Regions from separate parts of the Homo sapiens genome. Here all the other regions are linked to region 3. A link is a loop called in an ENCODE intact Hi-C map of the cell type or tissue named here. Cell type or tissue: CD4-positive, alpha-beta T cell. All regions are shown on one strand. Region 1 has its middle 180 kb from the start of LINC02691. Region 2 has its middle 25 kb from the start of LINC02280. Region 3 has its middle 7.8 kb from the start of ASPG.

Region 1 (5,000 bases), 320 kb after region 3:
AAATGAGACGGCCAGGTGCAGCTCACCTGGAGTCTGACCGCAGCTGAGGCCGGGAGAGAAGACCGACGACGTCTGAGTCGTCAATGTTGTGAAAGATCTCCAGAGTGATGAAATTAAGGGTATTTATTTCTTTAGTTGTTGCTTTTGTTGTAGCAAACAAAATGAAACAAACACACATGCACACAAAACGACCAAGCAAAAAGTGTCCGCTACTTGTTAAAGTGAACCTCTAGTAAAGTTGTCTCTCTTTTTGTCACCGAGGATGAGAAACAGAGATGGGAATTCTATCCTCATGGAAAACAGGAGGCACCCACAACTCTGAGCCCCTGAGAGTGTGAAGGCCTTGCCGAGTGACCTCGCTGCTCCAGGGCGAGGCGGAGGCCAGGCTGCGGGGCTGCACAGCCAGCCAGGGAAGCTCCCCGCCCCAGGACTGCCCTCCCACACACTGCAGACAGTTGTTTCGGGAAGAACTCACTTTATATGCACAAATAAACAATGACAGAAAGGAATGAAAATAGTGTCCACTGAAAACATTACAAGAAAAAGGAAGAAAATAATAGAAAAGGTAAAAAGCAAAGACACAAAAAATCCTCGCATTGGGGAAGATGATGGAAACCTTCTTAACAATCAGAAACTTAACGATCTAAATGAAAATGTCTTTCACGTAAAACAAAAGCCAAGACAGACTTCAATAAGAAACAAAAAGATGATAGGAGATTTCAAAAATAGGCAGGCAGAGCTCAAGAAAAGAAGCAGAATTTTAAAAATCACAAAATGAAGGCCACACTAGAATCAAAGAAAAAGAGAATAGATTCTCCTAAAACCATTGCCAGGGATGTGGAGTCAAGCTTGGAAAAAGTGAAAAAAATTCACCAGAAAAGAATAAAGAGTTGCGATGGTTTAGAGGAAAGGATAGAAAAGGAAAACACAAAATGCCGACACAACACACACATAATTGGTGGCCTTGCAGGAGAAAATCAAATATAAAAGAAAAATAATTCAAATAATTCAAGAAAATGTGGTGAAACTAAAAAAGATGAAATCTATGGATTAAGAGGGTATATCATGTTTCTACAAAAATTGGTGCACTTGATCAGCACTGAGACTTGGGGGTCAAACACGAAGAATTTGTTTGGCACCGAGGCAAAAATATGAAGGCCCTGACATGAGAAGAGAAGTCCAAGCTGGCTTCAGATTTTCTACGGCAACACCTCATCTTAGAGAAGAGGGAAATAATGCCTGCAAAATCTCCAGGAAAAGAAAGTATGAACCAAGAATTTTATATCAGAGTAAAATTTTAGAACAGAATAAAGCTGTTACTCATGCTGAATCATAAAAAAGCGCTTCTGAAAATATTCACAAATGGAGGAACTCTTGTCTACTGAAGTTCCTTTTAAATAAATAAATAGAGAATGAATTTTAGTCCACCAAAAGGCAAATGAACAGGCTGTGAAGGACTAGGTCAAAACAACTGAGAGACTTAGGCCGTGGAGCGTTAAGTAGTGTGGAGTGTGTCAGTGGAGACAGGCGGCAGAGCTTTGGTGGCCTGTGACAAATAAATCCGGACAGCTCCTCCTCTCCCTGTGGGTGCAGCCACTCACCCAGGAAGTCCACTTCCCTCCACCTGACTCTAGGCTGGCCTCATGGCTTCTTTGGCCAATCCAATGAGGCAGAAGGGGTGTCTTGTGAGTTCTGGAACCTGGGTCTTAGGGCGTGGTAGCTTCAATTTTCACTGTCATGGCAAATCCTGATGCCGGGGCGCCTTCTGATATGGTTTGAATAAAATCTCACCTGAAATGTGATCCCCAATGTTGGAGGTGGGGCCTGGTGGGAGATGTTTGGGTTATGGGGGTGGATCCCTCATGAATGGCTTGGGGCTGTCCCCATGGTAGTGAGTGAGTTCTCACTCTTAATTCACACAAGAGCTGGTGTTAAAAAGAGCATGGCACCTCCTCCTATCTCTCTTGCTTCCTCTCCCATCATGTGACATTCTTGTTCCCCTTCCACCTTCCATCATGAGTGGAAGCAACCTGAGGCCCTCACCGGAAGCCGAGCAGATGCCAGTGACATAATTCTGTACAGCTTGCAGAACTGTGAGCCAAATAAACCTGTTGTCTTTATAAATTATCCAAGCTCAGATATTCCCTTATAGCAACACAAAACAGAGTAAGACATCTTCCCTGCGCTGCTCCCGCCACCCCTTCTCCCCGGAGAGCAGCTTCTCGGAAAATCACCTGCACCTGAATCTTTGGCTCAGCATCTGCTCTGAAAAACTTGATCTAACACGGCATCTAAGATCCAAAGGAAGTTAGCTCAGCCTGACGCCAGCTTTCTCTCTAAAAGCACCCAATCCAAGCACATGGCCTGTGGCAGGATGTGGAAGCAATGCCCCTGGGTCTCAGGACACTCAGGGTAGGCAGGTGGAGAGCTCTTAGTATGGCAGGAGTGATGGGGGTGGGGGTGGGGATGCTGGAGGTGGTGCTGAGAACACAGGTGGCACAAAGACCCAGTCCACTCCTCCTGTGACCTTTGCCCTCCAGCTCCTGCCAATCAACTTCTCAGTCAGTGTCTAGGCCCAGCCCTCTATTGCCTCCGTGCTGCCATGGCCTCCCTGTCCATCTCCCAGGCAACAGAGGAGTCGGTCTGAGGCCTCCAGCCTCACAGCCAGTGTAGTTGCATGTTAGGTACCACTTCCATCCTCGGCTGTCAAAGAACAATGCTCCTTATCTGAAGAATGTGGTCTGGAGATAATTAGTTCTAACGGGACACAGCCCTGTGGCTGCTGTGGATGGGGCTTTGTTGTGGCTCAACAATGCCACCATCAGCCCAGATGTCGTGCACAGGCTTGGGCAAAAGGCAGGTGACTGCAGACTCACAGGGGCTCAAGAAGCACACCACATGGGAGAGCTGTGGAGATTCACTAAAGGATGGAACTAAACAGATCGACAGAGACAGACTAAAAAACAGCCTCTTCAGCCTTTGTCTGCAGTGTGCCTAATGCCTCCAGCCACCAGCAAATCAATAACAATAATAACAAAACCATCACCAGTGACGACAGGGGGCCCTCATCAGGCACTCCACCCATGAGGCACTCACAGTAACTCGATAAAGATGATGCAAATTACATATATCCCTATTCATAGGTGAAGGAAAGGAGGTGGGCAGTTTACCTGACTTGCTCCCAGTCCTGGAATTCTGAGCAGTGAAGCCGAGATTCAAACCCAGGATGCCTGGCTGCAAAGCCCACACATGTGCACAGCTGGCACCATACCCACCCGGTGCTGCCCACACATGTGCACCTGGCCCCATACTCACCCTGTGCTGCCCACGCAAGTCCCCACTGATATGGTTTGGATTTGTGTCCCCACCCAAATCTCATGTCAAATTATAATCCCCAGTGTTGGAGGAGGGGCTTGGTGGGAGGTGACTGAATCATGGGAGCAGATTTCCCTTTTGCTGTTCTCACGATAGTGAGTTCTCATGAGATCTGGTTATTTTAAAGTATGTTGCACCTCCTGCTTCCCAGTCTTCCTCCTTCTCTGGCCATGTAAAATGTGCCTCCTTCCTCTTTGCCTTCTGCCATGATTGTAAGTTTCCTGAGGCACCCCAGCCATGCTTCCTGTACAGCCTGCAGAACTGGGAATCAATTAAACTCCTGTTCTTTATAAATTACCCAGACTCAGGTAGTTCTTTTTTAAAAATTTTTTTCCTTTTAATTTTTCTTTGTCATCCTTGTACAGGGACCATGCTAATGTTCTCTGTACCATTCCAATTTTAGTATATGTGCTGCCAAAGTGAGCACTCAGGTAGTTCTTTATAGCAGTGCCAAAATTGGCACCAGGAAGTACCAGGAAGAGAAGAGAAGAGACCTGAAAATGTGGAAGCAGCTTTGGAACTGGGTAACGAGAAGAGGGTGGAAGAGTTTGGAGATCTCAGAAGAAGACAGGAAGAGGAGGGAAAGTTTGGAACGTCCCAGAGATTTGTTGAATGGTTGTGACCAAAATGCTGATAGTGATATGGACGGTTAAGTCCAGGCTGAGGAGGTCTCATATGGAAATTAGGAACTTATTGGGAACTGGAGTAAAGGTCATTCTTGCTATGCTTTAGCAAAGAGACTGGTGGTGTTGTAACCCTGCTCTAGGGATCAGTGGAACTTTGAACATGACAGTGATGATTTAGGGTATCTGGCAGAAGAAATTTCTAAGCAGCAAAGCATTCAAGATGTGGCCTGGCTACTTCTAACAACATATGGTCATATGCATGAGCGAGGAGATTATCTAAAACTGGAACTTATATTTATTAATAAAAGGGAAGCAGAGCATAAAAGTTTAGAAAAATTGTAGCCTGACCATGTAGTAGAAAAGAAAATCCCCATCAGGTGCAGTAGCTTATGCCTGTAATTCCAGCACTTTGGGAGGCTGCAGCGGGTGGATCACTTGAGGCCAGGAGTTTGAAACCAGCCTGGCCAACATGGTGGAACCCCATCTGTACTAAAAATACAAAAATTAGCTGGGCGTGATGGTGCACATCTGTAATCCCAGCTACTTGGGTGGCTAAGGCACGAGAATCACTTAAACCCAGGAGGCAGAGATTGCAGTGAGCCAAGATCACACCACTGCATTCCAGCCTGGGTGACAGCATGAGACTCCTCAAAAGATTTAAAAACAGAAAAACCCATTTTCTGGGGAGGACTTCAAGCCAGCTGCAGAAATTTGCATGAGTTGCTGAATGTCAACAGCCAAGACAATGGGGAAAATGTCTAAAAGGCACTTCAGAGACTTTGGCGGCAGCCCTCCGATCTCAGGCGTGGAGGCCTAGGAGGGAAGAATGGTTTCATGGGCTGGGCCTAGGGCTCCACTGCCCTGTACAACTTTGGGACACTGCTCCCTGTATCCTAGCCACTCCAGCTTTAGCCATGGCCAAAGGGCCCCAGATATGTCTTAGATGATGGCTCCAGAAGGTGCAAGCCATTCAGTGTTGGTGGCTTCCATGTGGTGTTG
Region 2 (5,000 bases), 560 kb after region 3:
GATAAAGCACTGTGTCATAGTTTTACAGGCAGCATTTTTTCTTTCTTAGAGGTACATAAAACAACAGCGCACCTTATAATCAGCGGCATTCAACAAAATGGTTAAAAAATAATACCCCGCAGTCCAGCAGGGTCTATGCAAGAGGAGGAAGAATGGCTCACATTAGATCAGACCCTCAGGTGACTCACCAGTCTGCTACAAGGACTAAGGGCCAAAAAAACCGCATGAATTATCTCAATAGACACAGAAGACCCATATAAAGTTCAACACCTATTTATAATTTCTAAAAACTCTCACAAGGCTACAAATAAAAGAGAACATCTTTAACCTGAAAAAACCTACTTTCCAGAAACCCCCAGGAAACATCAGACTTCACAGAGAAATCTAAGACACAATCTCTTCCAGACTAGAAATCAAGGGCGACCCTTATCACCACTCAGTTTAACATAATCTCGAAAGTCCCAGGAAACACTGCAAACAAAAAAAAAAAAATAAGAAATGAAGAGGTGTAAGGACTGGAAAGGAAGAGATAAAACTGTCACGACTGGTGGATAACGTGGCCATCTATGTAGAAAATGTCACTGAATCAACAAACTACTGGGACGAACAGTTACAAGATAAACCTACAAAAATCAATAATGTGACTCTATGGCAACAATAATCAGCCAGAAAATAAGATACCATTCAGCAACTGAAGCAATTAAGTGGATAGGAATTAAATTACCAAGGGACGGGCTGGCCGTTCGCTAAGAAAATTCTGGAACTCAGTGAAAGGACCCAGCCAAGCCACTGAAAGGAGAAGGCAGCATGGTCAGCTCGGGAGTGACCAGCAGCACAGCCCACGACGTCGCCAAATTAGCTTCTAGATTAGTGCAACGCAAAGCAAAGTTCCAGCAGGCATTTTAAAGACACCCGACCACAGCCCTATTCTCGGCACGTGATGGAAGAAGGGGCGTCCCTGAATGACAGGCTGATTGAAAAGCCAAGAGAAAGGGCTCACTCCACCAGAATGAAGATAAACTATGAAGCCATGGAAATGAAAGATAAAAATAAAAGCCAGCACGCTGCCGGTGACGGAGCAAGCCCACCCTGAACAGACTCAGGGACGTGTGGGAACTCCTTAGGTAAAAGGTGACTCCTACAAATCAAGGAGAACACAGCGTAGGGGAAAGTGGCTCGTTATACGGAGACAAAAAGTCACGCCGGCCGCAGATGGACTAAAGGGGAAACTGACAAACACAGCAGGGAGGCTAGGCAGGGCTCGGGGAGGAGGCGCACCCTCAGGACCGTGTTCACGCAACCCTAGCACCAAAGACCACCAGTAACCACCCTCCATGTCCGCACCAAAGTCAACAAAAGAAAGATGCCCCCTGACCACAGATGGAGAGTGGGCTGAAGGGAGCCTGGGGACCCCGCTGGGCTGTCCCCTGAAAGTGGCACCAAGCCTGCTGGAAGGCATCATCTGCTGGGCCCGAGGCCCACCCCAGACAACGCCAGCACTCTGGACCCCTCCTGCCAGCACTCAGCCACCCCCTGCCCACTCAGTCTTACCGAGGTGTGCATGGCCGACAGAGTTCAGGCACTGACTTTGCAGCTGGAGACAGGGCCTTGACCTCAGGGACTTTGGAGGTGTTGGGACCGGTCAGTGGGGACCCATTCTGTGGGACTTGGGCATGGAGAGCAGGTGCGGGCCAGGATGTAGCTGGGGCCACGGGCTGCACGGGGGGGGCCTCAGGGGCAAGTCCAGGGATTGTTCCAGCCCCCACTCCCAGGTCCCCCTGGAGACCCCACTTCCCTGATGGCCAACCGCAGTCCCAGCTTCAAACAGGTTCTTTGAGGGGGAGGAGAAGCAATCTCCTTCATATAAATGTTTAATTGGGAATTAATATGGATGAGGCTCTGGAGTGATGAGGCTGTGGGTTTAATAAATATTAACAAGGAATAGGCCTCCCCTTCCTGTGCTCTGTGCTAATCCCTCTGTGTAGCATCCATTATTCACCGTGTTTCTCAACGCCAACCCCGGGGATGGGGGTGGGGTCCTTCCTCCTGGGGCTCCTTCCATGGAGGTACTTTGAATCCCTGGCCTCGGGGGCTGAGGGTTCTACTACAGGATGGATGGATCGGCTTTCTGTGGGTGTGGAACTCTGACCACAAGGACACTCACTGGCCCATCTTCCATTGGCACAGACACACACTCACTGACCAGGAAATCTATATTCCAGCCTTACCTTCAGCCCCACTGGGCTCCTGCCACTGATGCCACCTCCACCAGGAAGCCCACCTGGTCTGCCCACAGGGAGCAGCACCCGTCCCTCAGGGCAGCCACAATCCTCTCTCCTGACCTGGCAGGGGCTCGGAGACCCAGCGACCCCGCCCAGCCCGCTGCAGGTGGGCTGCTGTGAGGGGACCCAGTTCTCTGATTGGACTCCACCAAGGGGTCCAGACCCTGTCCACACTGCTGCCTGGCCGGGCCGCAGGTGGAGCTCCGGCGCCCTCGTGTGGCCCGTGTGTGCAGGACCTCAGCCGTGCTGCCCCATGGGAGGATCCAGGGAGCCGAGCACAAGATCAGCGATTACCCAGGTCACAGTCCCAGGATGCACAGAGCCCGCGTGTGGCACTAGGAGCGAGCCCCACCCTCGGCTTGGGTTTGCACGGTCCCGGCAGTGCACTCGCTTCATAACCTGAGAACGTCCCTGTCCACACAGAGGAACAGCCCTCCTGCCTGAGCTTCCACCCCTACACTGGTCAGGCCCCCTCTGCTGCAGCTGCCCCCGGAATTCCTTGCAGGGATTGAGGGGTGGAGCCCGGGACCTCTGCTGCCCAGGCCCACTGAATATTGGGCAGCCCAAAGCCCTGACCCTACCTCCCCCTTGGCTCCTACACACCCCTGGGCACGTGTGCCTAGGGGCAGCACAGCCCCTCCCATCCATGGGATGCCAACCCCCTCTAGTGATGCCCACCACGTGCGGGGTCTCAAAGGCCCAGTCCTGTGCCCTGCCCACCCTCCTCATCCCTAGTGAGGATGGCCCCCCATCCCTGGTGCGCACGGCCCCCCATCCCCAGCATGGATGGCTTTGTGGCCTTAACGGGACCCTCCATGAATCTCCATGGGAAGTACAAGACCCATCCCCTAGTGCCTGCTCCACCCTCGGAGGGGCAGGACCGATGGGTTTCTGTGCCCACTCCACCCCTTTATCTGTTCCTCCTCCCCTGGGGCCCCACCAAAGCCACGAGGAGGGGAGGCAGGGGAAACAGCCCCCATTGGCTCCTGAGTTGACCCCAGCAAAGCACCCACACAGAGGCAGAAGCGGGGGGTCCTAAGAGGCCAGCTGTATCCAGGGGCTTCAAGATGCCCCCTGCACTCACTCAGCACCACCCTCACCCCACCCAGCCGGGCCGGACAGATAAGGGCCTGGGCCACGGGTCAGGAGCAGAGGGTGCTGGGGGCACAGACCTGTGAGGGTCGTGGGGGTGAAGGACCTCAGGCTGGAAAGACCCCAATGAGTGAGAAAGCCAGATCCCCATCCTTCCCAGCCCCCACCGTCCCCACTGCCCCCACTCACCCCCCGCCCAGGTATCCCCTGAGAAGGCAGGCTGGGGAGACAGGGAGAGGACAGTTAGGGTGAAGGGGACCAGGGCTGTGCTGGGGCTGGGCCGCTCTCACTCCATCCCTTAAGCCCCTTCCTCTCTCCAGCCTGCCCCCTCCACACCCAGCCTGCCCACTCCCGCCACCCCTCCCTGGCATCCCACAGCTGTGACCACAGCTGGGACACCACGGAGCACTCACCACAGCACTCGGAGCAGCCAAACCCTCCCCTTGGCCACAAGGACCTTCCCAGTGGCCCTCTCCAGTCTCACCTGCAAGCACCCCTCTGCTTACGCTCACAGAGGAGTGAATGCGTGAAGGCCCCACGGGGTGAATGAATGCGTGAAGGCCCCACGGGGTGAATGAAGGAGTGAAGGCCCCATCAGGTGAATGAAGTAGTGAAGGCCCCACGGGGTGAATGAATGAGTGAAGGTCCCACGGCGTGAATGAAGGATTGAAGGCCCCATCAGGTGAAGGAATGAATGAAGGCCCCACAGGGTGAATGAATGAGTGAAGGCCCCACGGCGTGAATGAAGGATTGAAGGCCCCATCAGGTGAAGGAATGAGTGAAGGCCCCACAGGGTGAAGGAATGAGTGAAGGCCCCACAGCGTGAATGAAGGAGTGAAGGCCCCATCAGGTGAAGGAACGCGTGAAAGCCTCATCAGGTGAATGAATGAGTGAAGGCCCCATCAGGGTGAATGAATGAGTGCAGGCCCCACAGGGTGAGTGAGGAGTGAAGGTGGCTCTGCAGCCTGCCCGGGGCCTGGTGAGTCTCACAAGCCCCGCATTCGCGCGGCCTGGTCTTTGTCCAGCAGAGTCTGAGCAGAGTCCCCTCCGTCTGCCCTGGCCCTGGGACCCCCTCTCTCCTCGACCCAGGGGAGGAGTCCATGCTCAGCCCAGGGCTGCTGGGAGATGAACCCGACTGCCTGTGGCTGCACCCCTGTGTCAGCCACCACTGCGGGTTTCAAGGCTGAAGCTCCACTTCCTTCCTCCCAGAAAGTCTCAGCACAGGACTCCATCCGGGATCCCTCAAGGTCGGAACGGCCCCGGGCCCACAGGGTGGGCCTTGTGGAGACATTTCTGCCAAGATGGAACTGAGAGCCGTCTCGGTGGTGGGAGAGGACAGCCTGCCTGGGGCTCGGGGGGAGGAAGCTGTTCTCGGGGCCTTTTCTGACCAGCTCTGAGCACTCTCTGGGACCAAGGCCTCTGGAGCACGGAGGCCTGGGGGCTGTGCTGGTCACCCACACACAGGACAGCCCCTGAGCCAGAGACAGCCATGCTCAGAACCCAGAGACCAGAGGCCCCAAGGGGAATGGCACCCTCCCCCACACCCAACCTGGTCAAGTCAGTGGAGCCACCGCCTGGCCTGGGGCTGGGCAGCCCACGGTGGTCCCAGAGGAGGAGAGTTGCCAT
Region 3 (5,000 bases):
GTAGGCAATTGTAACACATTGGTAAGTATCTAAACATGGAAAAGTACAAGAAAAATATAGTATCATCTTATGGAACCACTGTCCTCTAGGTGGTCTGTTGACCAGAATGTCATGATGTGGCACATGGCAGTAGTATAATGCGGAAATCTGACTGGCAAAGACTTTAGGGGAGTCTCTCAGGTTAGACTGTGTTTCTGAAGATCTGTAATTAGAAAGGGGCATAGAATCACTTACATAATATTTTCTGCTTAAATTGTATTTTATAATGAGATCCTTATACGTGGGCTTTAGTAAACCCGTTCAAGACTAGGGGATGTTTTTTCCCCTCGTAAATTGAGAAATGTCACTGAGAACAGCACTGCCATCTAGCCCGTTTCTCTCAGAACTGCAGGTTTTGCCTCTGCAGCTTTTGACTTTGTAGGCAAAAGGTGAAGTTTCTCCTGCAGCTTTTGACTTTGTAGGCAAAAGGTGAAGTTTCTCTAAATACTAGCTCGCAAACTATCAATAGAAGCAAATACCTGAGAACTGAAGAAAACCCCCAACAATTGGAAACATCGATGAGAAATAATGGCAAGTTAAGAAAGCATAGCTTCTTCCAACTTTGTGAGGCATATTTAGAAAGAATTTGGAAAAGGTGGAAGGGTGGGATGGGGGTGAGGGATGAGAAATTACCTATTGGGTAGAATGTATACTTTTATTAGAGTGACAGTTACATTAAAAGTCCAGACTTTACTAGGCAACATATCCATGTAACAAGACTGCATCTGTACCCCCTAAATCTATCAAACAAAAGTTTAAAAAGACACTGGGCATGGTGGTTCATGCCTGTAATCCCAGCACTTTGGGAGGCCAAGGCAGGAGGATGGCTTGAGCCTGGGAGTTTGAGACCAGTCTGGGCAATACAGTGAGACCCCCATCTGCAGAAAAATAAAATCGCCAGGTGTGGTGGTGTGTGCCTGTAGTCCCAGCTACTTGGGAGGCTGAGGTGGGAGGATTGCTTGAGCCCAGGAGTTTGAGGCTGCAGTGAGCTATGATCGTGCCACTGCACTCCAACCTGGGTGACAGAGTGAGACCTTGTCTCAAAAAAATGAAAAAGAGAAAGTATGCTTACATTTGCCCATCCTAGCTACACATGTAAGCCTGAGTAATATGAACCAATGGAGAAATAAACAAGTTCTAATAACATTCTCAGAGTTTGCTTACAAGAAAAAGAGTTTGGAGAACTGTTAGATTAAGAGTTTTGTTGTTACTGCTCATTTAGGTTCATTGTAACAACTTTTGATTTGGGATGGTATAAGACTAAAGGATAGTTTAGGGTAAGAAATAGAACTTCAGCATTGATAGTCTGTGTTCCCTCCTCCTTTTTTCACATAGCTGTAGATTAGAGATTCTTGTTTCCCCTTTAAAATTGTTTGAGGCATAATTTGCAGAGAAATGTACAGATCTGAATTATAGTGCAGATATAGCATTGATGAATTGATACACCCATGTGACCACACCGCTGCTAGGATAACAGTATTTCCATCACCACAGGAAGTTCCCATAGATACAACCGCCCTTCTGATTACTTTCACTATAGATTTGTTTTGTTTTGAGACAGTGTCTTGTTCTGTTACCCAGACTGGAGTGCAGTGGCGTGATCTCGGCTCACTGCAGCCTCCGCCTCCCAGGTTCAAGCAATTCTCCAGCTTCAGCCTCCCAAGTAGCTGGGGCTACAGGCTCATGCCACCATGCCTGGCTAATTTTTGTATTTTTAGTAGAGACAAGGTTTCACCATGTTGGTCAGGCTGGTCTCAAACTCCTGACCCCAAGTGATCTGCCTGCCTTGGCCCCCAAAAATGCTGGGATTACAGGCGTGAGCCACCGTGACCAGCCTATAGATTAGTTTTGATTGTTGTAAAAGTTCATGTAAATGGAATCCTACAGTATGTAATGTTTTGTATCAGGCTGCTTTTGCTCAATATAATGTTTGTTTGAGGTTTATTTATGTTATAGCAGCACAAAACAGACCAAGATACACGTTTAAGTCAATAATTTGTTCTTTTGTTTTCTATTGTATAAATATACCAGTTTCTTGGCTGGGCATGGTGGCTTATGCCTGTAATCCCAGCACTTTGGGAAGCTAAGGTGAGTGGGTCACCTGAGGGCAGGAGTTCGAGACCAGCCTGGCCAACATGGTGAAACCTCGTCTCTCCTAAAAATACAAAAATTAGCCAGACGTGGTGGTGATCGGCCCCTGTAATCACAGCTACTCCGGAGGCTGAGGTAGGAGAACTGCTTGAACCCAGGAGGCAGAGGTTGCAATGAGCTGAGATTGTGCCACTGCACTGCAGCCTGGGCGACAGAGCAAGACTCCATCTCAAACCACGCACACACACACACACACACACACACACACACACACACACACACTTTATTCTTTGTTCGTCTACTGATGGGCATTGGATTGTTTTCACTTTTTACCTATTATGAATAAAATTTCTGTGAACAAGTCTGTAGATAGATTTTTGTTTCTCTTGGGTAAATACCGAGGAGTTGTGGGATTACTGGGTCATTGAGCAGGTGGTCGTTTAATCTTGTAAGAAACTACCAAATTTTCTAAAGCGGTTGTAATACTTACATTCCGTGCTAGTTGGAGCTTTTCTCTCTCAGCCCTCAATCCATCCTTCTTTCGTCTGGCGTCCTGGAGCTAGACTGTAAACATTTCTTCTTTCCCAGCTGATGCAATGTTAGGCGTTGCCGGCAGAGGGCACTGGAGGGACACTGCAGGAGGAGCGGAACTACTCTTCCTGTTTCTGGTGCTGCTTGCCAGCAGGTGGCCTCCCAGCACCTCTCAGCAATAAGCAGTTTCCTGCCTCCAGGCCCAGCCTTTGCACCTCTGGCCATTCCGTGGCCTCAGCCACTCTCTCTCCGAAGAGGTCTGAGTCTCATTCTGGGTGTGGGAGCAGGGCTGTTCCAAGTTTCTTCCTCCCATGGGTGTTGTCCTTGATCCTAGAGGCTGCTGCACATCTTCTCTTCCTATGTTCTTTAGACATGTTTCTGCCCTTCTCAGTAGTTAATTCCCTTTAACTGAACATTTATTTTTATTTTTTTAGCGACAGGGTCTTGCTCTGTCGCCCAGGCTGGAGTCCAGTGGTGTGATTCACTTCCTGGGTTCAAGCGATCCTCCTGCCTCAGCCCCCTGAGTAGCTGGGACCACAGGTGTGCACCACCACACCCAGCTAGTTTTTAATTTTTGTAGAGAAAAATTTTCTCTGCCTTGGCCTCCTGGTGCTAAGTTTACAGGCATGAGCCACCACACCTGGTCCCCTAATTTTTTGTGTTAAAATTTGCCCATATCTTCCTTTGTGAAGTATCTGCTTAAATCTTGTGCCCCGTTTGGGGGGAGTTGTTTGTATTTTTATTGAGTTGTAGGAGTTCTTTTGTGAGAATGCAAATCCTTTGTCTGGTATATGTCTTGTGAACATTTTCTTCTAGTCTATCCTTGCCTGCTCACTTTTTTTATTGTGGTAGAAAACATAAAAATGTACCATCTTAACTATTTTTAAGTGCACCGTTCAGTCGTGCACCGTTAAGTATATTCACATTGTTGTGAAAGGGATCCTGGAACTTTTTCATCTTGCACATCTGAAACTCTGCACCTATGAAGCAACTTCTCAGTCCCTCCTCTTCTCAGCCCTGGCAACCATCATTCCACTTCTGTTTCTATATGTTTGGCTCCTCATAGAGTCAGTCTGTTTTGTGCTGCTGTAACAGAATACCTGAGACTGGGTAATTTATAAACGACAGATTTATTTCTCACAGTTCTGGAGGCTGGGAAGTCCAAGATCAAGGAGCTGGCATCTGGCGTCTGGTGAGGATCTGGGCTTCTGCTTGCAAGATGGCACCTTGAAGTCTGTGTTCTCATGTGGCAGACGGGTAAAAAAGACCAAACTCCCTCAGTTAGGTCGTTTTATAGTGGCATTAACTCATTCACGAGGGCACACCCTCATGACCTAAACATCTCCTAAAAGGCCCCACTTCCAAACACAGTTGCATTGGGGATTAAGTTTCCAACAAGTGAGTTTTGGGGGATACATTCAGACCTCAGCATCTAGTACCCCATATAAGTGGGATCCTATTGATAGAAGGTCTCTGATTTACGAAGTTTGAACTAAATGATTTTTTGACTTATGATGGGTTTATTAGAACATAATCCCATTGCAAACATCTGTATTTGTCTTTCTGTGATTGGCTTATTTCACTTAGCATACCCTATGTTGTAGCCTGTGGCAGGATTTCCTTCCTTTTCTTTTTTTTTTTTTTTCCTGAGACAGAGTCTTGCTCTGTCGCCCAGGCTGGAGTGCAGTGGTGCGATCGCTGCTCACTGCAAGCTCTGCCTCCCGGGTTCACGACATTCTCCTGCCTCAGCCTCCTGAGTAGCTAGGACTACAGGCGTCCGTCACCACGCCCGGCTAATTTTTTTGTATTTTTAGTAGAGATGGGGTTTCACTTTGTTAGCCAGGATGGTCTCGATCTCCTGACCTCGTGATCCGCCTGCCTCGGCCTCCCAAAGTGCTGGTATTACAGGCGTGAGCCACCACGCCTGGCCGATTTCCTTCCTTTTCTATGGAGATACCACTTTGCTTATCCACTCATCTGTGGATGCACACAGGTTGCTTCCACCTCTTGGCTTTTGTGAGCAGTACTGTTATGAACGTGGGTGTGAAAACATCTTTTTGAGACCTTCCTTTCCAATCTTTGGTCTCTGTTCTCAAATGGAATTGCTGGACGCTATGGTAGTTCTAATTTTAATTTATTGAGAAGCCTCTACTGTTTCCCATAGTGGCTGTATCATTTTATAACCCCACCAGCAGTGCACCAGAATTCCAATGTCTCCACATCCTTGCAAACACTTATTTTCTGTTTTTTTTTTTTTTTTGATAGTAGCCATCCCAAAGGGTGAGTGGGGACACCACGTGGCTTTGCTTTGCATGTCCCTGATAATTAGTGATGTTGAG

The links. Peaks named below come from ENCODE experiments on the same cell type or tissue, not always from the same donor. Only the 100,000 strongest peaks of a DNase experiment are listed, where the experiment ranks them.
Region 1: a loop joins it to region 3, with 5 times the contacts of the local background. A loop is called at or near these places in 3 of 110 quality-filtered maps.
Region 2: it touches region 3 in a loop (17-fold over the local background); 53 of 110 quality-filtered maps call a loop at or near these places.

Annotation. Positions count from the first base shown.
Region 1 is chr14:104,397,247-104,402,246 of GRCh38, forward strand. It overlaps the pseudogene RNU6-684P. Among named protein-coding and RNA genes, the nearest start is that of LINC02691, 180 kb to the left of the region's middle. In CD4-positive, alpha-beta T cell, a CTCF peak has its summit at 2,802; a DNase peak (open chromatin) is centred at 2,805.
Region 2 is chr14:104,637,658-104,642,657 of GRCh38, forward strand. No RefSeq gene overlaps it. Among named protein-coding and RNA genes, the nearest start is that of LINC02280, 25 kb to the right of the region's middle. In CD4-positive, alpha-beta T cell, a CTCF peak has its summit at 2,494 (motif pointing left); a DNase peak (open chromatin) is centred at 2,504; H3K27me3 peaks cover 1,349 bases.
Region 3 is chr14:104,075,378-104,080,377 of GRCh38, forward strand. No RefSeq gene overlaps it. Among named protein-coding and RNA genes, the nearest start is that of ASPG, 7.8 kb to the right of the region's middle. In CD4-positive, alpha-beta T cell, CTCF peaks have their summits at 467, 888, 2,755 (motif pointing right) and 2,963; a DNase peak (open chromatin) is centred at 2,784; H3K27ac peaks cover 278 bases.